Regions from separate parts of the Mus musculus genome. Here all the other regions are linked to region 1. The links are chromatin loops, found by intact Hi-C in ENCODE. Cell type or tissue: left cerebral cortex. All regions are shown on one strand. Each heading gives the region's core, and the rest is flanking DNA. Links, peaks and the distances in the headings are about the cores only. Region 1 holds the start of Nol10 (nucleolar protein 10). Region 2 overlaps Atp6v1c2 (ATPase, H+ transporting, lysosomal V1 subunit C2). Region 3 holds the start of Pdia6 (protein disulfide isomerase associated 6).

Region 1 (10,740 bases), core at 2,440-7,439:
TGTGCCGTGCAGTTGGTTCTCTCTGTCCACCACGTGGAGTCCAGGGATGGAACTCAGGCTCCTCAGCCAGCACCCTTACTGGCTGAGCCACCTCAGCAGCTCCCAAATGGTAAGAGAAGTGAGTTCGAAGACTGCAACACAGTACATATAATCCCAATTCTGTGAAGCTAAAGGCAGCTGCATAGAGATGGTGAGTAGAGAAAGTGTAGACACAGCAACTGCCTAGGGATGCTCACATCTTACGTCACGTTCTTCTATAATGTTTGCATGCCATATAATGTACCATGCTTGCATTGCAGTGAGGAAAAATAAAGATAACTTTGTTGTTGTTGGTTGTTTGTTTTTCAAGACAGGGTTTCTCTACGTAACCCTGGCTGTCCAGGAACCCGCTCTAATAGACCAGGCTGGCCCCAAACTCAGTGATTTACCTGCCTCTGCCTCCCAAGTGCTGGGATTAAAGGCGTGCGCCGCCGCCGCCACCACCACCAGGTAGGCTTTACTTTTATCTTAGAGACTTTTCATCAATGATGAACATCAATAATGAACATTGATAGTCCCAGAACCGAAGTTTTGATTGTAATTGCTTTTAATTTAAATATCTCTGTACAGCTAGTGACTGTTATGGGACAGTGTGGTTGGGTGTAGGGTCCTCTTGTTTACCTCCACTCTGGCCCTTTCCTTGGAGATAGAAGTGGATTTAGGAATCCACTGCTGTCTGCTTAGGGTGGTAGAGCTAGGCCTTTCATCTCTGGCTTCTGCCACTGCCTCCATCTTTGTCACTGCTCTAGGACTTGTGGCTAAAAATAAGTTGGATAAAATTTGTTCCTGGAGATTGAAACGTCAAGACAGGGACATTTACTATCCACAGGAATCAGACCAGGGCATGTGCAAGCTGTGACCGGTCACAGAGCTAAGCAGCCTCTTGGCTTCTTTTGGAAACATTCAGTTTAGAGTCAGGCCAGATTCACACGTGCTCCTTTCCTTCTCTTCAGTGCTGGGGACCAAACCCTGGTGATGCATTTTTAATCTCAGCACTTGGGAGGCAAGGGCATCTCTGTGCGTTTGAGGCCAACCTGTTCTACACAGCCAGGTCTAAGACAGCCAGAGCTGCATAGTGTGAGCCTGTTTACATCAAATAGTAACAAAACCCTACCACTTGACCTACCCCAAAGAGCACTGGGCCCATCTTTCAGTATCTCTGGATCTAGAAGACCTGAATTAAAGGTCTAAGTTCCTTCCAGCTCTCAGTAACTGTGTCCAAACATCTCAGGTCTTCTCAACTCTCTTTCCCAGTTTCTCAAAATAAAAACAGAGGCTGAAGGTATCACTGTTAAGAGACTGGCTGCTCTTCCAAAGGACCAGGGCCCACATGATGCCTACAACTGTATGTAAGTCCAGTTCCTGGGATCCAAAGCTCTTTTGGCTTTCTGGGCATTAGGCATACACACATTAACCTTACATGCTACTGCTATACATAAAATAAAAACAACAAATAAAAATAATAAATCCTAAAAAAAAAAACCAACCCACAGGGTTACAGATATGGACAGCATTGGTACTGAGCCAGCCATCAATACAGCACAAAGGGATTGGCTGGGTATACATGAAGCCATTAAAATGGAATGGGCAAAACCTGGAATGGATGCACATGCCTGCAATCTCAGCACCTGGAAGTGGAGGCAGGAAGACTGTGAGGCCAGTCTAGGATACATAATGAGACCAAAAGTTAAAAATAAAATGAAAAAGCTGTTATCTGTGACCTACTCCGAAAACTCATTTTAAAAAGATATAGATTGATAAATAAACACAGTAAACTATTCAGTGCAGAATCTAGGTCACAGATAAATGAGTGCTCATTAAACTCTTCTGAGTATTTCTGTATGTCTGAAAAGGTATATAATGAAACACTGAGGTAAACAAAGGGGTGACCTTTTCCTACTAGAGCACTTCCTGTTAGGAACACAGATAAATCGGAACCACAGAAATGCTTACCAGTTGCTAAAATATACTGTCCATCTTTTGACACCTTGATAGTAGTACACACAGTAGGCATTTCGAAGTCCTGAATAAGTTCAATTCTCCTACGAACATCTGCCAAGAGGGAAGGGGGAGAGATGGAAACTTGTTCCACACGAGCATCAGAGAAGGAGCACAGGGCATGCCGGACAGGCACAGCTACTGCAGGCAGCAGGATTCAATCCAACGGCTCCCAGCCCTGAGAACGACCCCAGCAGCCCACCCAGCTTTCTGCTTCGCTCCTACCAGGCAACAGTTTGGATCCGAAACCCCCCAGGGACCCAAGTGTCCAGAGGTCTGGCTCCTGGGCCCAGTTTTAACTGGGAGGTAGTAAAACTTTTGGGGGAGGGGTGTGAGGTCTTAGTCACTGGAGTCACGCCCTCAAAGGAGACTATAGGATATTCACTTGCTCCATCTCCTCTTGTTTCCTAGATGCTAAACAGTGAACAGCCCCTTCCACCATGAGTTCCCACCACTAGGTGCTGCCTCACCACAGGCCTGAAAGCAACAAAACAACTTGTACAGGCAAAACAAAGCGTTCCTCCTTTGAGTTACCTCAGGTACTCTGCTACCGTAATGGAAAACTGACTTTTTTCTCATGTTTTAAAAAGAAAGAACATGTTCTTTAACTGAAAAGTCCACAATGATAATCAGAAAGAGTTTAAAGACCTCAGTCAAGGAGGAACACTAACACATCATCAGTCACTGCTGCAACAAAATACAGCATTTCCACTAAACATATCTAGGCATAGCCTCCAAAATCTTAGGCTTATCAAAGAAATTAGCGTAGAGTTGATGCTTGCCTGCTAGCTCTGCCTCTCTGTGGCCAAGAGGGCCCAGGCTAGAGGAAGACCTAGTGCAGCCTCTGTGGACCACAGCACTAAGACCTACTCTCAAAAAACTATATTTTTCTCTACCAGGGTAAGAATTCTGACTGGTCACTACTGTGAACACAGCTTATCTATGACATATTTATGCCTTGCATATAAAACCCAGATATTAAGATTAGAGGAAGGCCTGTGGATGTGCCATAGTGCTAAATAGCATGCTTAGCATGTTGAGGCCCTGGGTGCAATCCCTGGCATCACAAGGAACAAAAAAATCAAATACTGAACAAGTTGAATTGCTAGACACCTATTAGTCCTGCGCAGGCCAGAAAACAGTTTCTTCCCATAAATAACCTGAATCCATTTTGCTACACGTGAACGCCCTGGAAGGGGAGCAGATAAAGCCCCAGTCTGTAAGCTCCAGGCAGCATTTGTTTCCTCCAAGTTAAAAATCTCACTTCTTACCCGACTTTAGTACTATATAGAGCCCGTTTTTTCCAAGAAGCTTGCCAAAAGATCTCAATCTCATGCTGAAACCCTCCTAGCTCTCCATTTTTAGAGATTCAGCTAAAATCTGAAATCTTCAGGAAGGTAAGCTTCCTTTCGTGGCAACCTGAACTGGAAAATGTTTAATGGGAATAAACTGTGAGTTACAAATGGGTCTCATTGTTTACATCCAGACATTTTACACACAAAGTTCTTCTGTTTATAAAGAAAACTTTTACTGTCTGTCTATTGCAAAACACAGAGATTCAACTAACAGATAAAACTTCTGACACATTAGGAACAAAGCAGTTACAGAACTGTTTTGAACGACAGTCCTCCTTGGGCCACTTTGCTGAGTATGGCAGTCCTGCAAGAGTCTGACCACTTTTACCTGAGCCATGTCTCAGGGCTGTTGGCAATTGAGGAATTTGACAAAGGAGGTCATAGAAGGGCAGGCCTGTTTTCTGCCTGCTACCAAAACAGTGGGCTTCCCACCTCTGGGCTCCTCTGTGAAACGTAGACCCACTGTGTACAGGCCTCATCCAAACCATGCTGACTCAAGGGACAACTGGGATAAACATGCTGAAATTCCTGCCATCTTGCCATGTCGTGCATCCTGAAGTTTGTGTCTCTAACCCAGGAGCCTCGCTGCCATCCATAAGAGGGGGAGAGGCTACCTTGTTAACCGGAAGGGGGACATCACACCACCAGGAGAACAGTGGCCAACAATGCCAAAGACAGAAGGCAAAAAGCTTATTTCCCACAGCCCATGCCTGAGAGCCAGAGAACTGAGGACACTGCCCACAGGCAGATGACAAGCTGGAGCACCCTGCATACTCACCGACATTCTTCTTCTGCAGTGCTCTCTTCTTCCTGTCAGAAAGCCACTACGAGAAAGCAGACAGTGCACTTTAAAACACACCTAAATTATCTTCCACATGCAAAATAATGTTCATTTGAGAAAATGTATGCTTACAGGAAATAATAAAATGAAAAGTAGGACTATTCTATAATCTTAACTCCATGATAACATATATTCTGGATTTTCACTTTTTTTTTTTTTTTTTAATGTATGTAAGTGCTCTGTCTGCATGTATGCCTGCATACCAGAAGAGGGCATCAGATCCCAGAATAAAGTATTTCCACCCACCATGTGGTTGCTGGGAATTGAACTCAGGATCTCTGGAAGAAGAGAAAGTGCTCTTAACCACTTCCCAGCTTTTTTTTAAGACTAATTTATTTTATATATGTGAGTACATTGTTGTTGTCTTCAGACACACCAGAAGCATCAGATCATATCAGAGACCGTTGCGAGCCACCATGTGTTTGCTAGGAATTGAACTCAGGACCTCTGGAAGAGTAGTCAGTAATCTAAGTGCTGAGCCATCTCTCCAGCCCTCATATTCTGGACTTTCTAAAAAATATATTTACATATACTAAACAATTTTAAAGCATCTGTTTTACAAAGAATTATAAAAGCATAAAATTAATCCATCTAAGCTAAGATAATGCAAACTCTTGAAATGATGGGTTTTAATTTCTATATGGAGTGAGTGCACCCAATGTGTGTGCATATTCCTGTGTTAAGATAGAGTCACACAATGTAAGCTCTGTCGCCCAGGCTGAACACAAGCTCACAAATGTCCTGTCTCAGCGCCCTAAGCACTGGGATTATAAACGTGTCTCTTTGCCAGCCAAATGTATTTCTTACAAAGAATAGAAACAGACCTATGACTGGCCTAATAGACGACCCTGGATAAGAAGTGGTTTTTACCAGCACATTCACTGGAAGCTGATTTTCTTCTACAGGCAACAGTTGAATGAACAGCAACCAAAGCACTAGTCAGTTATCGTGACACTGAGTGGCTGGGTCTCTACCGGGACAATTTTGCTTCCCAGATGGCTTATGGCAAGTCTTTACATTTTAGTCTGTCATCACAATTGGATCTTGTAGGTATGGACCAGGGATGCTGGCAAACAACACTAGCAACAAGACTTGTCCAGCTTAAAACGTCAATAAATTTGAGGTTAAATGCCCCCAATAGAAAAAAAAATCCTTTCTAAAAGGGAAAAGTCAATGTACTATTCTTACTAGTTATGGCAAAATAATCTCTAAACATGTGAACTCACCTCCCTAGACCCTAAGTATACACCAAGGCAGTCTGCATTTGGAACAGGATGAGACTTTAAACAGACTAAGGGTGAGCCACAGTCCTCCTCTCTGCAGTCTGTGACTGTATTGCTCTGACTGTTTTCAGGCAATAAGGTTTTTAATTAAAGCACGTGAGAGTAGTTTCTAAACAGTTAGCACGTTCTTACACGTGAACCCAATGCAGGCAAAACAACGGTCTTGTCTTAGGGTTTTTATAGTGTGATAAAATACCATGACCAAACGCATCTTGGGGAGAAAAGAGTTTATTTCAGCCACACTTCTACATCACGGTCCATCACTGAAGAAACTCAAACAGGGCAAGAACCTGGAGGCAGGTGTTTATGCAAAAGCCATGGAGCAGTACTGTTTACTGGCTTGCTGGGCCTGCTTTCTTATAGAACCCAGAGCCATAGCCCAGGAACGGCACCACCAAGGGCTGAGCTCTTCCCCATCAATCATTAAGAAAGTGTCCTACAGCTAGATCTTATGGGGGCATTTTCTCAATTGAGATTCCCTCCTTCCAGTTAACTCTAGCTTGTGTCAAGTTGACATAAAACCAGCCACCACGGTCAGCCGATGGTAAGTTAGAGATACACGCTCCCAGGGCGATGGCGAGGGGGCGAGAACTCACCTCGGGAAGAGACTTGCCGCAGCTGAGGCTGTAAATCTTCACTTCGTTGAGGCTGGAGACCTGCATCGCAGCGCGGAGCAGCCGGAGCCCGGCACGCAGTCACAGAACGCCGGCCCACCCGAATACCCTAGCATCCAAACCCGAGGCGAACCGGCACAACGTGCGGGAACTGGCGCGAGCTGATGACGCACTTCCTGGCTCCGGAAGTGCGCGCTCACTAGGCTGCCCCAGGGCGGAGGCACTAGAGGCGGCAAGAGCGGGTCCGGGGAGATGTGCTCTGGGGTTGGAAAAAGCGAAAATGAAAAGAAAAATCGTACGAGAAAGCATGAGATGGGGAAGTGAGTTTGAACCTGATATCGTTTGAGACTAGAATGTGACAGTTATAACCACTTACCATTTTTAGGAAGTTCTGTTGTCCACATCAGAGGCCTTGGGATGACTTTCTAACAGCAGAGGACCCTCGCCAGTCTTTCTCTATATCCTCTTCCAAACACATTATGAAAAGACGAGTCTGGGAAAGAGAGAATGGTTAAGTAATGCTTTCTCCAAAGTCATGTGAAACCACTATCAAACCCTGGCTCCAGTCGACTCTTTGATAGGCACTTACGCTCTCATAGTCAGGGTCCACTCAAGCCCTCTCGGCAACTACGGTCGGGTGCTTTCATCTTCATTTGCCCCTGGGCCATGGCTCACTAGTTCCTGCTGGCTTTGCAAAGGCTTGTACTCTGGTGGAAGCCTTTTCTTTCTGAGCAGAGCGATCTGCTACAGAACTTTTCTGTGCTGTTTCTCTATCAAGTAGTGTTGGCACAGTCCCCGGACTCCCAGGTCTTAAGATGGTGCCATGTAGACACCACTCAGACCACCTTGTGCTGAGTTGCAGGTCCCTGTCAGCCCCTTAAAGTTCAAACAGCTGCTTCACTCCTTTCTGGGACGACTGATCTTTCCTCTGGGATCACCCATAGATGTGCTCAAGAATTTTTGACTTAGGTGATTGAAACAGTACCTTCTTGTGCTCGTATTCCAAATTAGACTGAGGAATTGCCAATTCCCAAGCGAGGCACAGTGACCCCCACCTAAAATTCTAGTGTCTAAAAGACTGAGACTGGAGAATTACCAAGGCCTGGATTACAGTCTCAACAAAAATAAATAAATAAATAAATGTATAAAGAGGTTAGAATCCCAAAACTTAGCGTGTAATATCTCAACTCAATCAAAAGTTATTTTGTGTCTTCAAAACTAGAAAATTCTCTGGCCTCCAGACCTTAGTTGTGATCTATTTATCACCACAATTGCCTGCCAGCACCATGACTGCCTACTTCTAAAACCAGCTTCCTTAATTCACTGTTCCACCATGCACTTTTTATTAGCTCAATGCTGTCTTCATAGTCACCTTGGCTAAATCTGTAGAGTAGCCCGTTTCTGCCTCTGGTTCCCATATTGAAGATCTAAACCTTGGCATCTCTGTAGTATTAAAAAAGGGAAGAATGAAAAAGGCTGGGCATGGTGGTGTGTGCATCCAGTCTCAGCACTTCAGAGAAGGCAAAAGGATGAGGTGTTGAAGATAATACCTATATAGTGAATTCAAGGCCACCCTGGGCAGAAGGCTCAGTAGGTAAAGGTGCTTGCCACCATGCTTGATGACCTGAGTCCTTGGAACCCACATGACAGAAGTAGAGAACAGACTTCTGCCAATTATTCTCCAGCCTCCATATACCCTCAGTGGCATGTTCATGTCCATAGACAAATAAATAAATACATAAACATTTTAAAAGAAAAATCAAAGCAAGAACATTGGACAGTTTGTTGATGTGTTCTGTTTCTAATGTGGTTAAAGATCCTAGGCCATTTTGTTTCAGCTCAGTACTGTCTCCTGTAGCACCTAGATGTTTGAGCATTTGGTGTCATATCTGAAGGTTTGCTGTGCTGGACTTCAGAATACCTCCCATGCCCTTATACCCAAGTTCTACCTGTTTACCAAGACTCACCTGTTAAATATATTGCTCATTTTTCTGTTCTGTATGAATGTCATTAATAACAGATTTGGGTTTTTTTCTCTGACTGGTTTGCAATTATTTAAAATATCCTGCAACTTTGATAGTATTGAACTAAATGTAAGGCTGTTGTTTCTAAAGTTGGCTTTTTTCTATGGGGACTATAGTTCCCTTAAGATGGCAGTCCATTTGAAGTTAATAGGACTCATTTTACTTTGTTTTTATTATTTTAAAGTGTGTGTGTGAGTGTGTATTTGCACAGAAGTGCAGGTACCTACATCTAAAGACATTGGATCCCATGGAGCTGAAGTTACAGGTGGTTGTCAGGGTGCTGGGGACCAAAGTTGAGTCCTCTGGAAGAGCAGTAAATGCTCTTAACCATTGAGCCATTTCTCCCAACTCCAAAAATTGTCCTTTTTAAAGAACCTACAAGTCTTTATTCATCCTAGGATGGGTCTACTTTTATGTATTTGTCACTAAATATTAAATAATATATTAGAGCCTCTATATGTTGCCCAGCCTCACTAGGCAGCTAGGGACCTCAGCATCCTTGGATTATTGGGTACTTTGAAGCAAACCTATGATTAGCATCAAGGATTGTAGTTCTCTGAGCACCTCCCTCATCCTCAGTCAGTGACATCGGTATGGCCCCTGCCTGAGCCAATACAGGTGTGTAGGACCCTCGCAGTAAATACTTGTTGATAGATGAAACCATTGGTCACTCTGGCTGCTGTAACAAAACACCTCAGACTGGGTAGCTTATAAACAACAGAAAATTCTCAGAATTCTGAAGGCAAGTAAGTCAAAGTTCAGGGTACCCTCAGCTCTGGTCAGGACTGACTTCCTTCATGGGCATTTTCTCACTACTAAGAAAGACACATGGTAGAAAAGACCTTGAGCTTCCTAAAACCTACTTTATAAGAACTCCAGTTACAGCCTAGCAGTGTTGGCACACGCCTTTAATTCTAGCATTTGGGAGGCAGTGGCAGTCGGGTCTCTATGAGTTTGAGGCCAGCCTGGTCTACATAGCGAGTTCCAGGACAGCCAGGGCTACTCAGAGAAACCCTGTCTTAAAAACAAACAAAACAACAACAAACCCACAAAACATATTTATAAGAACTCCACCCTTAACCCTATCATCCCCCACTATAGTTTGAATATGAACTGTTATACTCCCTAAAATTGTTCATGTGTTGAACACTGATCCCCAGCTGATGATAATATTGAGAAGTGATTGGATTATAACAGCTCCAACTTGATCAACAGATACCTGAATAGGCTCTTAAGAGTTGGGGCCTGGGCTCAACAAGTAATAGCCCTTGTACCCAACCTGGTGATCTAATATTGATTCCCAGCACCCATATAGTGAAGGAGAGAGATAACTCTGGCAAGTTGTTCTGTGGCCTCCAAACACATGTGCACCCACCCCCATGCAAAGTAAATAATGTAAAGAATTTTTTAAAATTTTAAGTAGGGGCCAGCTTGGAGGAGTAGTTCACTGGGGGCATGCCTATGGAAGCTCTCTCCCCCTCTTTTTCCTCTTTCTCTACCTTCTTTTTCTCCTGTTTTTTTTTTTAATCTCACTCTTCCTGACAGCTTGAGGCACATATCCCCTCCTGGGCTACATGTTCCTGCCACCATGGAGCCTCGAAGCCATGGGACCCACACCTCTGAGAATGAGAACCAGTGTAAACCTGTCCTCTTTTCAAGTTGCTTTCTTAGGTGTTTAGTCACAGCTTCAGAAAGCTGACTGGCAACCACCCCACTCCCCAGACCCCTTCCTCTAATACCATTCCCCTTCCTCTAACCATCCCCTTGAGGATTTCAACATCCAAATCTGAGGGAAGAGATGCATACAGAACATAGCACTCTTTGCTAGGAATTTAGTTCAGTGGGTCAGTACTTGCCTGCAAGCTCAAGGCTGTGGGTGTGATCCCAGCACACACAAATAGAAAGAAGGGGGAGAAGTTATCCTGACCCAAAGGCCTTCAGCGTTTCATACGCTTTAGCCCTTGTTGATACCACATAGCTCCACAAAGATGGTTTTTATTTCAAACACATCCACTTGTCTCTCCAACAGGAACAGCACAATTGATAGTCAGCAACTGCACAGAAGAGAACACAGGCTTTGCTTCAACATGAGCAAAGTCTCTGCGCATCCAACCCCAAAGGTCTGACCTGCCTTGCCCAGCCGACAGCCGCTGAGGGAGTAGCTGGACTCAGCTGAGGGAGTAGCTGGACTCAGCTGAGGGAGTAGCTGGACTCAGCTGAGGGAGTAGCTGGACTCAGCTGAGGGAGTAGCTGGACTCAGAGAGTGCTGCTCCAGTGCTGCTCCAGTGCTTTTAGCATCTTGTCTAACAAGGCACCCAGTCTCCCCCGTGGGGGGGGGGGGCGGGGGGCAGTGAACTTTGATGAGGGGCTGTGGAACACAGACTTCTGAACTAGACTGTTTGGGCTTCACTGCTAGCTCTAACATGTGCTGCTGCATAGTGAGAGTTAGCCCCCTGCCTCTGGTTCATACTGCAGCTGGCTGTTGTGAGAGTAAAATGCCGCAAATCACTGATTTCAGAGTGTCTGCCACTCAGACCAGGCTGGCCTTGGACTCAGACATCCATCTGCCTCAGATTTCTGAATACT
Region 2 (5,000 bases), core at 1-5,000, 62 kb after region 1:
TATTGTACATGATAGGCAAGTGTGACACCTTCATTTTCAAGCCCATGTGGATACACACACACACACACACACACACACACATACACACGTCATGTGTATGACTTGAGCCCGCACCCACAGAGCCCAGATCCAAAGTCAACTGGATCCTAGCCAAGGCCTGGCCCCTGAGCTTCTGAGGGTGCTCAGCTTCTTGGAGCAATGCCATAGACATGGACATTCTGGCAGGAATGGCTATCACCAACAAGAACAGAAGCCAGTGGTGCCTTCCCTGACCTCAGCTTCCTGGGACCCTGTCCATCACAAATGCCTAGCCTTCCCTTAGGTGGGGCTTTTCCTTGATTGTTGCTCTCCTGAGTCCCTGCTATGTCCCTGGATGGGGGCAGATCATAAGGACTCTGCCTGTAGGTGAAGTAGGACATTTGTTACCCACCCTGTGTATTTGAGTGACACAAGTGAGCCTGCTGCCTGCACCTTGGGGCTTAGATTGCTAGCTGGTGGTGTCTTTACCCATAGACTTCTGTGGCCCCAGCTGCCCCAGAGAACCTGCTAGGGTTTCCATGTGTATGGGAAACAGAGCTCCTGGGAGACACTCAGGAACTGTGCTGGTGAACGGAGCTTCGGAACGGTCAGTGAGAACCCCCACTCACCCCAGCACTGAGAATCTCTCTCATTTGGTCTGATTGAGAGTGGATAAAGCTAAGCATTCCCTATCCTTTAGTTACTGGGGCTGGCTTACTCCGTGAACACAGGGTTGAGTTACCCTGTGTTTTCTACTCTTTTACAGACAGGTGATAAAGTGGCCTGGCTGTGTGCTTTTCTAGTGTCCTGTATGTGATATAGGTCCTATGAATGACAAGGAGGAAGCTGTTCCTGAGTGTAAATGAGCTCCCTAGGTCAGAAGAGTTTAATAATACATCTGGGAGCTGTCTTTGTCTGCTGCTGCTGGGGTTCTGACCCAAGCAGGCACATAGATTTGGCTCTTTTCCCTAGTATCCAAAACCACAGACCTTGGAGCCTTGCCACACCCTTCTGTGAGCAGGGATTCCAGAGCTTGCTTGCATATTGTTTCCCAGGCCATGAGAATTATTTGTGTTCATGATACATACTTGCTGAAAGATTAATAAATCATTTCTGTACCTTTAGCCAACTTCCTGTGTTGCTCTAAAAAAGGGATCAGCCACCTACCGTGACCACAAGGTTAAGGTAGCCCCGCTAGGTAACCCTGCTAGGCCTGCTGCGGGGCAGACCGACAGAGACAGAGAGAGTGAGGGCGAGGGTGAGGTAAGCACCCCTGGGAACCCTGGGGGTTCCTGGCTCAATTCTCTCCCAGCTGAGGCTCTTCTAAGGATCAAATCTATGCAATCGGTGTTGTTTGCTCTTGCTTGTGAGGGCTGAAACTGGAGCCTAGAATCCTGCTGTCCTAACCTTCATGGACTTTCTGGAGCTGACTCTCTAGGCAGGGAATGGGGCTTGTCATCTGGAAGGGATGCCTGCGCCCTGGCTGAAGGTGGCTGGAGCTGGTGACTGGTGATGGGCAGGGCTCTGGCTGGAGGGTGGGTGGTTTGATGGCTCGGCATTCCTCCCTGACTGTCCTGGCTGGGCCATCTCTGGCCTTGGCCAGCAGTTTAAAATGTCAGGTGGGGGCTGCCCCTAAGGAACAACCACACCAGGCTCTGCAGCAGCAACAGATATGGCCTGGATGGGGCTTTAAGAGCCCTGCCAGGTCAACTCGTGGATGGTTGGGCTGGACTCTGAGGGCAGTACCTTCCGATGAGGTGGGCTTCTTGACTGTTCAGTGTCAGACAAGAGCCTTCAGATGCCAGTGACAGACTTGAGGTCAAGAGCTGCCCAGCTTCCTACCGCTGGTCTGAGGTGGCCTCTTGCATGTGCCGGTGGCTGCCCCTAGAGCTTTCCCAGTGTCAGGTGCCTGCATGCAGTGGTCATGAGCCTCCCTAGGTTCTCCCAATTATCTCTGCTTCTGCTGGTTCCTGGGCCTTTCTTCTCATCTCAGGGCATGCTCTATATATAGCAAGCCCCTTTCTTGGTATTTATTAGTTGAGTGTCCAGAGGCTCACATAGTTTTCCCATCTCTGCAGGGACCTCTGCTGCGCTGGCTCAAGGTGAACTTCAGCGAGGCCTTTATTGCCTGGATCCACATTAAGGCCCTGAGAGTGTTTGTGGAGTCTGTGCTCAGGTGCGTGGCAGGGATGCTGGGCTGGGCAGCATCTCTCTCCCTTGCCCTCCTGCCCTTTGCTTTCTGTGGCTGCATCTTAGCAATCTTTCCCATCCCGTCAAAGGAACCTGTTGGCCATGTGTGCCCTGCTCGTCAGGACTCACTCTTTCCTACCAGACTCATTCGTATGCTCTGCCTGCCTCACTCACCTGTGTACCCCACATAGACCCTCTGCTATTGCACTGCCCCAGTGGTACCTAGACTTTCCCAGGCTGTCTTATTTCTCCACCCTCCAAGGGTAGTCTTCAAGGTAGCTCCCCACTATAGAAAAGCCACACCTGAAAAAATGATTTCATCTTAATTTCTATCATTTTAAAATAAAAGGAAGACAGCCACTGTGGAAAATGTGGAAACCATAGGTTAGCTCAGGTGTGAATCCAAATCACCTGTCAGGGATGGTGTGTACTCGGTGACTCAGTGTCATAGAGCAAACCAAGCACATGTTGTTTTAAGAGCAAACACATCCTGAGCAAAAACATCATTCTCAATGTTTTCATGGAAAGGGAATCACACAGCAAGTGCTTTCCAAAGGCAGGCAGTGAATGAAGAATGAATGACACAGGACACTGGGTGTGCAGACTTGACTCTCAAGGGACAGTGAGCCATCACAGTGGTATGGGGACAGTATTGGGGGAGCCTGCACCCAGAGACAGCAAGATGCCATCTAGTGCTAACCTCACCAGAGAGGAGGCAGCTTCTCTACTGAGAAGTCTAGGGGAGCATCCTGGGGTATGGCCTTGAGGCAGTGGGAGAACTTGTCAACCCTGCTGCAATCATATTCTGGTGGGACGATGTTCATCTTAACTGTCACAGGAGGGTTAGGAGGTTGGATGTCACTGACAGAGAAGCCAAGAGACCTCAAGGACTTAGGAGGATGAGATGGCCCTGAAGCCACATGTTGTATTCATGCTGTAATTGGCCAAGGCAAGAAGATCACTTAGAGTTTCTGGCCAACGATCAACTAAGCTGTCAGCGCACCTGGGATTTGCCTATGAGTTATGATCACTTGGTTAGCCAGTATGGCTCTTGTCTTGAGGAAGGACAGTCAGTACAAGGGGTCCTCTTTGGCCAACAAAAGCAGAGGCACCAGTGGCCCCTGCAGACATAGTGGGAAGGGCAGGGCTGTACTCCAGGAATAATGAAGTCTGGGAAGGTTTAGGGGCCAGGGAGGAATTCGTGGCCATGCTGGTGGTATCCACAGATTCCCCCTACTCATTTCCACAGCACACAGACACTAGTTAGGAAATTCTGTGCTAGGTGAGAACGGGCACGGAGGACACTCATCTGGGGCACAGACACTGGCCACACTGGCCAGGCATGGGAGTGGAACCTTGGCTCACTGATGCATCTGAATGCTGCTCTGGAATAATGGACACCCCAGGCACAGTGATTCTTGAGGAAATGATTGGTCAGATTGAAACTCTTTGCTATGCACCCAAAGGCTGAGCAAGAAGAATATACCTTGACAGGACTTCTGCTGTGCTCCTTTAGTGGGCACAAGTAACAGCTGATTGGAGACCTGTAAAGTTCAGTTCTGTTGCTTGAGCAACTCAAGTACAGGTGGCTGGAGCCATGAGCTCTTGGTTCTTGTCATAGCTGTGACCTTCAGAAATGGTTAGTACAGTTCAGAGACTTAGTATCATTTTTTAGCCTTTGGTTACCTGGCCCTGTTATCTTTTTTTTTTTTTTTTTTGAATTGTCCTTTTTTTCTTTTATTGGATATTTTTTTTCCATTTATTTTTTTTATTATTTTCTTTATATACATTTCAAATGCTATCCCGAAAGTTCTCTATAACCTCCCTCCACCCTGCTCCCCTACCACCCACTCCCGCTTCTTGGCCCTGGCATTCCCCTGTACTGGGGCATATAAAGTTTGCAACACCAAGGTCCCGCTTCTTGGCCCTGGCATTCCCCTGTACTGGGGCATATAAAGTTTGCAACACCAAGGGGCCTCTCCTCCCAGTGATGGCCGAGTAGGCCATCTTCTGCTACATATGCAGCTAGAGGTACGAGCTCTGGAGGTACTGGTTAGTTCATATTGTTGTTCCACCTATAGGGTTAGTGGATATTAGCCCAGAAACATAGAACACCCAAGATATAATTTGCAAAACACAAGAAAATCAAGAAGAGGGAAGACCAATGGGTGGATACTTCATTCCTCCTTAGAATAGGGAACAAAATACCCATGAAAGGAGTTACAGAGACAAAGTTTGGAGCTAAGACAAAAGGATGTACTATCCAGAGAATTCCTCACCCGGGATACATCCCACAATCAGCCACCAAACCCAGACACTATTGCATATGCCAGCAAGACTTTGCTGAAGGGACCCCGATATAGCTGTCTCATATGAGGCTATGCCAGTGCCTGGCAAATACAGAAGTGGATGCTCACAGTCATCTTTAGGATGGAACACAGGGCCCCCAATGGAGAAGCTAGAGAAAGCACCCAAGGACCTGTTATCTTTTTTTATAGTTTTGCTTTTCCAAGTTGTGTCAGTTACAGCCATTCTTTTTTTTTTTTTTTTAGGGTTTACTTTTACGCATGTGTGCATATGTTGTGACATATACACAGGTGCCCAAAGAGGCCAGAGGCTGTAGGATCCCCTGGAGCTGGCATTATAGGCAGCTGTGAGCCACCTGACATGGGTACTGGGAACTGAGTTGGAGTCCTGTAGAACAAGTGCTTAGCCACTGAGCTATCTCTCCACCCAGTCACTTGAGTTGCTCCTATACTTTGGCCAGACCCTCTTGGCTGGTATTTACACTG
Region 3 (10,740 bases), core at 3,421-8,420, 83 kb after region 1:
AAGAGTAAAATCCAGCCAGCAAAACCACTCAAGCATGAACCCTTCTGAGCACTCTGTGACACCCAGTTTGGGGTTTTGAATTTTAGAGTTGTTCAACGATTAAAATCTGTGTAAATATTTCAAACTCTGAGAAACTCCAACCCCCTCCCCCTAGCCCCAAGCACTCTGGAGGAGACATCCGTTTGTACTCTCTCTCTCTCACGCTATAGCTCTCCATTCTTTTATTATTTTTCAAGTCTCATATAGTCCAGAGGTAGATGCTGAACTTCTGATCCGCTTGCCCAAACCCCTCAAGTGTTTTGTTATTTCTTATTTAAGAAAAGGCTTTGCTATGCAGCCCTGGAACTACTCACAGCGCTCCCACCTCAGCTTCTGGGGTGCTAGAACCGATGGCATGTGCCATGCTGCCTGACTCTTATGCTCTGCTCAACTTTACTGTATGAAGGAATCCAAGGCTCAAGGGACTGTTCTAACTAGACATGTCTTACTTAGAATACTATTCATAAGCCTGCCAGCGTAATCATTACCCACCACACCTAGAACCTGCCTTCAAAATCACACCATCAGGTAAAGTTTCACAGGGAAACTGCACTGAAGCTATCAGAAGCAAATCAACTACCCACAACACAAGAGGTAAGAAGCTGAATGTGAAAAACGTCTCACAGAGTCAATTATTAACAGCCTGTACAAGTAGTTATTTGATGGGCTAACCACAGAAACCAGCAACTGGATTTAAAACCATACGTACCTTTATAAAAAGAGCCAGGTTCACTTTGGCATGAAGGTTTGACACCACACCTCCACTTTCTACGCTGGCCCTTAAATCTGCTGAGAAGCATTGCTAAGTTTCTAGAACTATTTCAGAATCCACCAAAGGACCTTTATCAGGAACACCCAAAAATACATCCACTTAAGGTCTCAGAATTCGATGGTAAGGCTTTCATGTGAGCCCAGGCCATGTAGCACAGGTCTGTGATGCCAGCAATTTGGGAGATTGAGGGAAAGGCTTCCCTGAAATTTGGAAATGAGTTCAAGGCCAGCCTAGACAACCTGGCAAGAATCTGCCTTAAAATTAAATAAAACTCATGTCATATCCTGTGGTGACTCAAATGAGATTCCCCTTCCCTAGTTTCAGACACTGAAATACTCAGGCCCCAGTGGGTGGCGCTGTTTGGACAGGCTTAGCAGGTGCAGCCTTGAGGAAGTACATCACTGGGGCAGGCTTTGAGAGTTTAGACTCATATCATTTCTAGTTGGCTCTCTCTGTTGCATTTTGAACCATGCCTTTTGCCTGCTGCCTCTAACCCTCTGGAGCTGTAAGTCTACATAAATTCCTTTTTTTTAAAGCTGCATGGTCATGGTGTTTTACCACAGCAATGAAAGTAACTAAGAGCATCCATTTCCAAAGCTTACAAGATGCTGTTCACAGTTGAGAGTCCAACCCCCTGTGTTGGCTCATTTTCAGAGGCATGTGGCTTGCAGACTAACTTCTCTCAGGGTCTTACAGTCTGCTGCTTTACCACTACAGCCCTGACACATTTCACATACTTTCCACTCATCATCAAAAGCTTTAACTAGTAAACAATGCAGCACTGTTTACTATGTATGATTACAGACTGTGATGTACGAAAGCCCCTGGTCTCCTTCCAACACGTGGGTCCTGAGGATTAAACTCAGGCCACCAAGCACGGCAGCACTTGGCTCAGACACCTTGCCAGACCACCCTACAACTGATTCAGCTGCCATGACTTTCAAGAGACCTGACATGTGCAAGCCAGTCTCCTAGTCTCCATTTCTACAACTGTTTGGACATAGTGGTACAGATCTGTAATCTCAGTTCTCAGCCAGTCTGGGCCACATAGTGGAAGTTCCAGACCAACCTAGACCACACAGAAAACCTGCACTCATGTGCAGGCCTGGTGGTACATGCCTTTAATCCTAGAACTCTGGAGGCAGAGGCAGTCGGATCTCAACAAGTTCAAGGCCAGCCTTCTCTACAGAGTGAGTTCCAGGTCAGCCACGGCTAATGATCCTGTCTCAAACAAACGAACAACAAAAACCAAGTAAGTCTTTAAAAAGTATAACTATTTTATAATACATACCATGGTGCATAAAATTCTACAAGCCACAGGCCGTCACTCTGAATAACTTCTCTGTTGAAATTTGATGGCGTCAACTCGATGACATCATCACTAGAAGAATACAGACCGCTGACTGCTAGAAAGAAGGTGCAGCTCACCAGACCTGAACAGACGACAAAAACACAGCAGTGTCAGCACAGTCCCCAGCACGAGGCTCTCCCCCACCCAAAGCCCCTGCAGAAGAGGGTGGCCAGGCCTGCCTCCCTCCAGCTCTTTCCTTCTTCCCGCTGTAGTACTGAGCATGAAGGGCATAGAACTCACAACCATTACAGCTGCTGCTTCTAACTCTGAGTGCAACCACTTGAGTCTTCACAGCTAGCCAGAATCTAGGAATCTTCATTTTTTTTAAAAAATAAGCAACCACAAGAAGAAAAGGACCATGTATATTCAATGCAAATATATCAGAGTAGCTCTCTAACTCCTGTTTCCAAGTTGTTGATTCAGTAAGTCTTGGCATGAATAAACAGATATATTATTTAAGAACATTATATCTGATGGAATCCAGTTGATTTTTTTAAAGATTTATTTATTATTTTATATATAAGTATACTGTAGCTGTCTTCAGACACACCAGAAGAGGGCATCGGATCCCATAACAGATGGTTGTGAGCCACCATGTGGTTGCTGGGAATTGAACTCAGAACCCCTGGAAGAGCAGTCAGTGCTCTTAACCGCTGAGCCATCTCTCCAGCCCCTAGGTTTTTGCTTTGTTTTTTTAAAAAAAGATGTGAAAGCAGATGTGATGGCTCAGTGAATAAGAGCACTTGCTAGGCAAGCATAACCATCCACGTGCCCTTAGTGACCATATAAAGAACTGAGCATGGTTTTATGTCTGCAACCCCATTGTGGAGAAGGAGAGGGCAGAGGTAGGAGGATCCTGAAAGCTTGCTGGCCAGCTGAAAAGAGAGCTTTTAGTTCAGTTACAGACCCTCTCTAAAGGGAATAGGTAGATAGAGGAAGACACTCAACATGTCCCTTTGGCCTCTGCGGGTTCAGACACCTTTACACTCAAGAGAATGTGCCAAATATGCCCACATCACACACAAATACAAAGATATCACAGAAGGAACTATCGAGAAAGGGGAATGGGACCCGAGAGAGAGGGAACAACAATGGGTAATGTGTTGAGTGTAGTGAATATAGTCAAAGTACACTACATACATGCATGAGAATGTCACACAATAGCTACTCTCTGTACTGTGAGTATATGCTAATCTAAATGTCTAAGAAGTACACTACATTTGAATTTAACAGCTAACATACAACCAGAAGGCAGAGCAGGGAGGGCTGAAGCTGCTATGTTTAATGACACTGTTGTCTGTGAGCACCTGGGCTACTGTGATAGTGAAAAGAACCAGCAGCAGAGGACAGAGGACTGGACAAGCGGAGGGAAGAAGTCCAGAGAACACAGACAACTGTTTACATGAGTTTCATTGTGAAGACCTGGGAAGAGCAAGAGCCATGTGGGGTGGAGGGACGCATCTCCCTAGAGATGCAAGTGGTCTGCGTGGATATGTGTGCATAGTGGGAGAGGCCGAGGACACTGAGGGTCTGAACAAGATGCCCTGAATCAGGAGCTCTGCAAGGCTTCCACTATTTTCACTAAGTGGGGCAGGATGAGTATGTTTCGATGCTGGCTCAGCCAGTGGGGCTGTTCCCTCAAACTATTATCCCCTCTGAAAGCCACCAGCCACATGTGGCTACCGCAAACTGAAAGCTTCTCCAATGGTAAGGAAACATATTGGTTCCAAAGACTTGAAGAAAAACAGAAACAAATTTCTATTAATATTCTCTCACTGGTTATATGCTGGAATCATGATGTTAACCCATGAGTGTGGCTTAAAGATAGGATGTGCACTAAGAAGCACACACGGAGACTATCTCACCACCAGGTCAAAGCTACAAACAGGGACAGCTAGCTCATCATTAGGGGGATATAATCCAGTGGGCTTGCCACCGTAAATGCAGTTGTTATGTAAACTTAGTTCAAAACACTGTTAGCTGTTCTGCTATGCCTTTTTATTTGTGGCTCCTAGAAAACTTAGGATATTACACACAGTTTGCATTGTATTTCTATTGGATGGTAATGCTCGCTGAAAGGAATAGTAGTGCTTGCCTCCAGAGTGTTGGGATTAAAGACACATGCTACTATGCCTAGTAAGTTTATCTTGTTTATGAAACTGTCATGAAGTTGGGCAGTGGTGGCGCACGCCTTTAATCCCAGCCCTTGGGAGGCAGAGGCAGGAGGATGTCTGAGTTCGAGGCCAGCCTGGTCTACAGAGTGAGTTCCAGGACAGCCAGGGCTACACAGAGAAACCCTGTCTCGAAAAAAAAAGAAAAAAAAAAGAAATTGTCATGAATTCATATTTGTTTGATACACTGAGTCTTGTGAAAATTGAAAGGTAGAAAAAAAAGTCTAGTTATAGACACTTGGAAGGTAAAGTCATTACGGACTACCAATCATCTCCCATGTAACCTTGTTATAATCGACTTCTGACTGATGGCCACCCTAACTTTTAAGGTGCTTAGGTCTTAGACCTTTGATAGGGTAGCCATCTGTTAAGAGAAGCTCTCAAGGAACTAGGCAAAGTGTAAAGACAGAAGTCTTACTATATCAGCCATGGAAGAGGAATGCCTTCCTGAGGCATGGAGCCTCCATCCCTGTGGGAGCCTGCAGAGAACATGTTGCTCCCCTGATGCCCTAATGGCCAAGAGAAGTGGAACCACCCAGTTCTGCCTCAGCCTACCAACTGATGGCTCTAAGATGATCTAACAGGGTTAGGAAGAATCAAATACACTGTTCCTTGCACTTGCTCTCCAAGCAACAGCCCCACCCCCACCCGGGGTGGTGGTGGTGGTTTACTATGGCTGAATAGGTCAATGCTGACCCATCAAATCCTGCTTCTAAAATTCACATGGCCACTCTACACAGTGATAATGAGCACCACCGGGAAAAAAAGAACTCCCAGGGTCCACAATCTATGCGTGCAGATGGTTTTGCCATCTGTGGCTTCCCATTCAATCTCTGTAGCAGTTAAGGGTGTTATAAATTCACACCAGTAACATTTCTGCCTGGCAGCCGCTGGCAGCAGGGTAGCCAAAAAAAAGGCTGACTACCTTATTAAAATAATGAGTTAATTGATAGAATCACTTTTTCACAGGCACTCACTGGAAAACCAAAGATTAAATCTTTCCCTCTCATCTGCTCTCTACAGTAACCCAGAAAGTAGTATTTTTCTTGCTTACTCTCTTTAAATATGTACTATAGCTCATGGGGCGAACACGGTTGAAAAAAGCTGGCAGAGCAGTGAGAAAATATGCTCCGGGTCTCAACTAGTAAATGGAGGGAGAAGTGGTGTAGGGATCCACCTCCCTCTCCTACTTTCTAGCCAGGATCAGCTGAGTTAACTAATGTCAAAAACTATAGGCCCATTTACAAGGACAGCCGGGAGATGAGGGCCCCTCAGATTCGCCCACGAGTCGCTAAACATCATTCCCGGACACCTGGGTGGACGACCAAAGGCATTTTAAGTGCTCAGGAGTTGTGAGGCCTTGGTCAGTGGGCACTGCCCACTTCTAAGACACCTTCGGGACAGGCCTCTGCTATCTGCCTATAAAAGTGAAGGCTGAGCTGGACCGGAGGCGGACCGCACTCGTGGGGAGCAGAGGCTGCAAGTCTCCGACTCCCCGGGGCCTCCCGTAGTGGGCCCGACCTGGCCTCTCCCACCCAGCTCGCCGCGAAGTCCCCAGGCAGGCCCGGCAACTCGTCCCTCCACTCGGCCCTGCTTCGCGGCCCCGGCCCTTCAGGCTGCCTCCGACCGGCTTCCCACCACAGGCCCGCGCTTACCGAGCACCAGGCGAGCCATGCCGATCACCCGCATTCTGTCCGTGCCGCCGCTGCCTCGGCTCTGCCGCGCCCACGTCCCGCCCTCGGCTTCTAGCGGGCGGTGCGCCGGCGCGCGGAGGCGGGCCGGAAGGGCTCGCCACGCCGTGGCCGCCTTTCATTGGTCTCTGTGGACTTCGCTCATGTGCGTGGCCAATTGAAAGCGGCCGGGTAGAGGTTACCGGTTTGTTTTTTTTTCCTCGGGGGTGGGGGCGAGCGGAGTAGCGGAGCGGGGCGGGGCAGGGCGAGGATGGGCGGGGAATGAAGGGGCGGGGTCAGGGGACCTCCGGCCCTGTTCCTGCGGGGTACCCCTTGTTCCCCTAATTTTTTTCTGAGTTAACTGAAACAAAACAAAAAACCCAGGACTAAGGGGTCCTCATTTCTTCCTGGCTTTCATTCTTTTTCCTCTTTGCCTCTCTCGTGGCCCCTTCCAGCTCTCATTCCTTGAACTGTCCCTTTATGTCGGGAGAATAGTCCTAAGACTTCAGTGTGTTTGGGACCTTATTTATTCTTTTGTTCGCGGACTCAGCATTCAGTGAAAACCATTTGCCAAACTTATTCTGTATATAGTATCATTCCAAACTTTATTTTGTTAAATTGATTGCAAAGCCTTGTTCACTCATGTGCCCCTAGACCCTCAGAGTATAAACTGCGGGGTTTATCGTTCTTGGCTCTGGGGGTGAGGGCTAAAATGTATTGCTTTGCAATATTTACAAAGGTGTTTAAGGCTAACAGAGTGAGACACAATAGAAAAATAATGGCAGGGGATGCCTTTCTGTTGGTGTGCTTGAGTAACATGCGTGAAGCCCTGGCTAGGATCCCTAGCACCACAGAAACACAGCATGGTGACTATGGTGGCTAGTTTTATGGCAACTTGACTCAAGCTAGAGGAAACCTCAAAAACAACAAAAAAAAAAGCTTCTATAAGATCCAACAGTAGGACATTTTCTCAATTAGTGATTGAAAGGGCCCAGCCCATTGTGAGTGGTGCGGTCCCCGGACTTGCGGTCCTAGGTTCTATAAGAAAGCAGGTTGAGGGTAAGTCCTGAGCAGCGCGTCAGTAAGCCACATCTCTCCGTGGCCTCTACTTCAGCTCCTGCCTCCGGGTTCCCATCCTGTTTGCCTTCCTGCCCTGACTTTCTTGAATAATCAACATGGAAGGATAAACCAAACCCTTTCCTCCCCAAGTTGCTTTGGTCATGGTGTTTCATCACAGCTACAGTAACCCCAACTAAGACAGTAACACACCTGTAGTGCCAGCGCTAAAGAAAAGGAAGCAAGAGAATTAGGGGTTCAAGGCCAGCTTTGGCGACACAGTCAGTTTGTGGCCAGCCTGGACTACATGAGATCCTGTCTAAATTTTTTAAATGCTAATAAAAATTTTAACAACAATAATAGCTTCTTTTTACTGAATGACAAAACAACGCTGACCCTGGCCAGAGCTCTCTTGGGCAAAGGGCTCCAGGAGAAGTGGTGCCCTGTTGGAAGGTGGAGCCCTAGGAGTGCCTTTGGAGAGACTGGCAGGCAAATGAGGCTCCAAGGAGCACCAGAACCACAAGGCTGACTCTTGTAAGCCATTGGCAAGCTTTCCTGTCCACAGCAGGCACACTGCTTATTTTGGGACAGGAAGTCCCTCTGGAACCTTGGTTAGCTCCACCTTTGCAGGAAGGTGCCAGTGATCACAGAGCTATGTGTGGAGTCAGAGCAGAGGTGTGTGAGGTCTGCAGAGAGACATAGTTGGGCGGTGTGTTCTCCTGGAAGGCCCTGAGGTGAAATGCTACTTGTTTTTCTGAGGCTTTCCTCAGCTTTCTGTGTTTCCCCCTGAAATATGCAGCTGTAGAAAATGGAATTCCAGTGAGATCCTTTCCCTTGACGGATAAGGACTGGGAATGAAATCCTGTTTTCATCCAGACGTAGGAATTTAATTCTGATCACCTGCAGGGGATCCCCTCATTTCTTATTCCTTAACCCAGCCTCCTCCTCCTCACATGAACCATCAAGCTGCCACAACGTGTCAAAAAGGGGCGTGCATTCTGAAGCTACCAGCTGACTCTACCTCTTTAGGCCTGCTATGTGAACAACACCATAGTCCTAACTCAAAACCAGTCCTGATAGTGGTAATAGTTCTGGTCCATTTCATGACTCATGAGGTCCCCATCTAATCTGTCGCAGAGTAAGGCAAACGTGGACCTTTCCATGAAGCCTACTGTACACGGAGACTGGCTTGCAAATGTGTACCAGGATAAGCAGGAACCATTCCCTTTCATTAAAAGCAAAGAGGATATTAACAGTCTATGCTGGTCAGCTTTTGTCAGCTCAACGTCAGCTAGAGTTACCTGGGAAGAGGGGATCTCAATTAAAAATTTGCTTCTATCAGTGTGGCCAGTGGGTATGTCTGTGCAAGCACCTCTTTTTCCTTTTTAACTGCTAATACATGGAGGAGGGATCAGCCTTCCCTGGGCAGGCGGTCCTAGGTTGTATAAGAAAGGTGACAACAGGAGCAAGGAAGCAAGCCAGGAGGCAGAGTTCCTTTGTGCTCTCTGCTTCAGTTCCTGTTTTCGGCTTCCTGCCTTTGTGTCGCTTGAGGATGGGCTGTAACTAGTAACCCAAATGAACCTTTTCCTTACAAGTTGCTTTTGGTCAGTGTTTTATCAGAATAGGAAAAACAACAACAAACAAACAAACAAAACCCTAAGGCACAGCCTAACTATGCCAGGTCCTGATGGAGGCACAGCCCCTGCCAGGGAGCACACAGCCCACACAGAGGCCAAGGAGACAAAGGCACATTATAGTGATAGTGCTGTGTTCCTTGGGTTCTGCTTCAGTGAAGACCCTGGTACCATAGAACCCAAGATTAACCTCTTTTTTGTTTGCTTCCTCACTGTGATAAAATGTATATACAATTCCCTGCTTTGGATTTTTTCACAGCGCTGAGGATCAGACCCTTACACATGCTAGCAAGCCCTCTGCCTTGGGGTCACACCTCCAGCCCCCACTCAGTATCCACATCCAGAGTTTTCATTGTTCCAAACAAAATTCTGCCTACAAGAACTTCATCTTTCCCCCTCATCCCTGGTCATCATACTTTCCATGTTTAGAAATTTGCCTAATGTAAATGCTTCATACAGGCTGGATCAATTCTGTCCTTTCAGAGTCTAGCCTATTCTCTATATTCAACATGTCATATGAATGTTGCCATACATGTTTTCAAAGTCTCTCCATATGGTAGCATGTGTTAGAATCTCATTTCTTTCTAAGGTTGATTAGATTTCCAGTGCAGTGATGCATCATGTTTTATTTACCCATTTCTCTGTTGATAGACAGTTGGGGACTTTTTCCCTTTCAGTGTTAATATTCCTATAGTCACTGATGGTCAAATATCTTCAGTTCTTAGGGACTATAACTAGGAATACAATTGCCTGCTCCTGTGATAATTCTGTGATTTATGTTAGAGTCATTGTTGCAATGTTTTTCGTAGGAATGGCCACACTTGATACTGCTGCTGGCAATTTATAATCTGTGTCCTGCTTAATTGCACTATTGTGAGTAAAAGTCAGGTGTGTGGCCTCTACACAGATTGAGAGCCAGTGTGGGCATGGGCTGCTGTCCTTCCTCGCTGCCATGAGATCTGCAGTGTTCTGATATGGACTACTCCATCCTCAGGTTCCACGATGCCCGGTGGAGCTGAGTGGAAGCTGGATTATGACAGACACAGTAAATGGGAAAGAAACAGCCTCTCATTGAAATAAGCCACCAAAGTTTGGCTCTGTACTTACTGCAGCAAACCCCAGTCCATCCCGACTATTGTTGCATCTGAGCTCTGAGGCTCTGGGATGCCAGATACATTCTCCCCCACCCCCATTCTTTTTTTTTTTTTTAAGTCTAAGAGATGTGGTCATTCCTTCCCACTAGAATTGATTCTTTCACTAGGCACAGATTTCCTGAGTGCCTACTGTGTACCACAACTGTGCTCTGCACCATGTAGTTGGCTTCATGGACTTTGCCAATAAGACAAATGGAGATGTAGCTCAGATGATGGAGTGCTTTCGTAACTTGCTAGGAGGTCCTGGGTTTGAACTCCGGAACTGAATAAATAGCATGAAACATTCAAAAGCCATTTTCTATTGTGAACATTCATTTATGGATATCGGTTGATAAATAATGATGTTTGTAGTACTGTTTATTGTCTGGGTCAGTTGGAGTAAGAGACTTAATCCTTTGTAAATTCTGTTAAAGATTTCTGTAAGAATTTCACTCTTTCCTCATGTGGTACGTCTTGTACTGTTCAATAATGTCAGGGAGTTAATACATTTATACCTGCACTCAACTTTATTTATATACAGTTTAAGATTTCCTATATAGAGAATGGTGCCACCCAAAGTGGGCATGTTTTCCTACCTTAAAGAACATAATCAAGATAATTCCCCCAGACATGTCCTCAGACCACTTTGATCCAGACAATACCTCACTGAGACTCTCTTCCCAGGGGATTTTTTTTTTTTTTTGTATCTGTAGCCAAAGCCTCTTTTATATTTAAGCTTTTCTATGCAAAAGCTTTGTTTAAGAAGAACCTAATCATTCTAGATTACAGCCAAGTGTTAGTAGAAACTTTTGTTTTGTTTTATGTTTGTTTGTTTGTTTGTTTTTTGAGACAGGGTTTCTCTGTATAGCCCTGGCTGTCCTGGAACTCACTCTGTAGACCAGGCTGGCCTCGAA

What was found. A loop is a pair of places that touch in the nucleus more often than their neighbours do. Peaks named below come from ENCODE experiments on the same cell type or tissue, not always from the same donor. Only the 100,000 strongest peaks of a DNase experiment are listed, where the experiment ranks them.
Region 2: a loop joins it to region 1, with 3 times the contacts of the local background. A loop is called at or near these places in 3 of 42 quality-filtered maps.
Region 3: it touches region 1 in a loop (5-fold over the local background); 6 of 42 quality-filtered maps call a loop at or near these places.

The regions. Positions count from the first base shown.
Region 1 is chr12:17,343,992-17,354,731 of GRCm38, reverse strand. It overlaps Nol10 (nucleolar protein 10), which reads right to left and starts at 6,239. Exons shown (of 21, transcript NM_001008421.1): 1 at 6,113-6,239; 2 at 4,171-4,216; 3 at 1,993-2,091. The coding sequence starts at 6,178. Gm46336 (a long non-coding RNA gene) reads left to right here and starts at 6,330. Exons shown (of 2, transcript XR_001780553.2): 1 at 6,330-6,450; 2 at 10,184-10,740. In left cerebral cortex, for the core only: a CTCF peak has its summit at 4,449 (motif pointing right); DNase peaks (open chromatin) are centred at 6,300 and 6,869; H3K4me3 peaks cover 1,784 bases; H3K27ac peaks cover 1,149 bases.
Region 2 is chr12:17,285,277-17,290,276 of GRCm38, reverse strand. It overlaps Atp6v1c2 (ATPase, H+ transporting, lysosomal V1 subunit C2), which reads left to right. Exons shown (of 14, transcript NM_133699.2): 11 at 1,144-1,281; 12 at 2,097-2,194. Among named protein-coding and RNA genes, the nearest start is that of Pdia6, 21 kb to the right of the region's middle. In left cerebral cortex, for the core only: no CTCF peak of the experiment used is centred there; no DNase peak of the experiment used is centred there.
Region 3 is chr12:17,261,900-17,272,639 of GRCm38, reverse strand. Pdia6 (protein disulfide isomerase associated 6) reads right to left here and starts at 6,051. Exons shown (of 13, transcript NM_027959.4): 1 at 5,989-6,051; 2 at 2,103-2,244. The coding sequence starts at 6,007. In left cerebral cortex, for the core only: no CTCF peak of the experiment used is centred there; DNase peaks (open chromatin) are centred at 5,145 and 6,116; H3K4me3 peaks cover 2,085 bases; H3K27ac peaks cover 1,182 bases.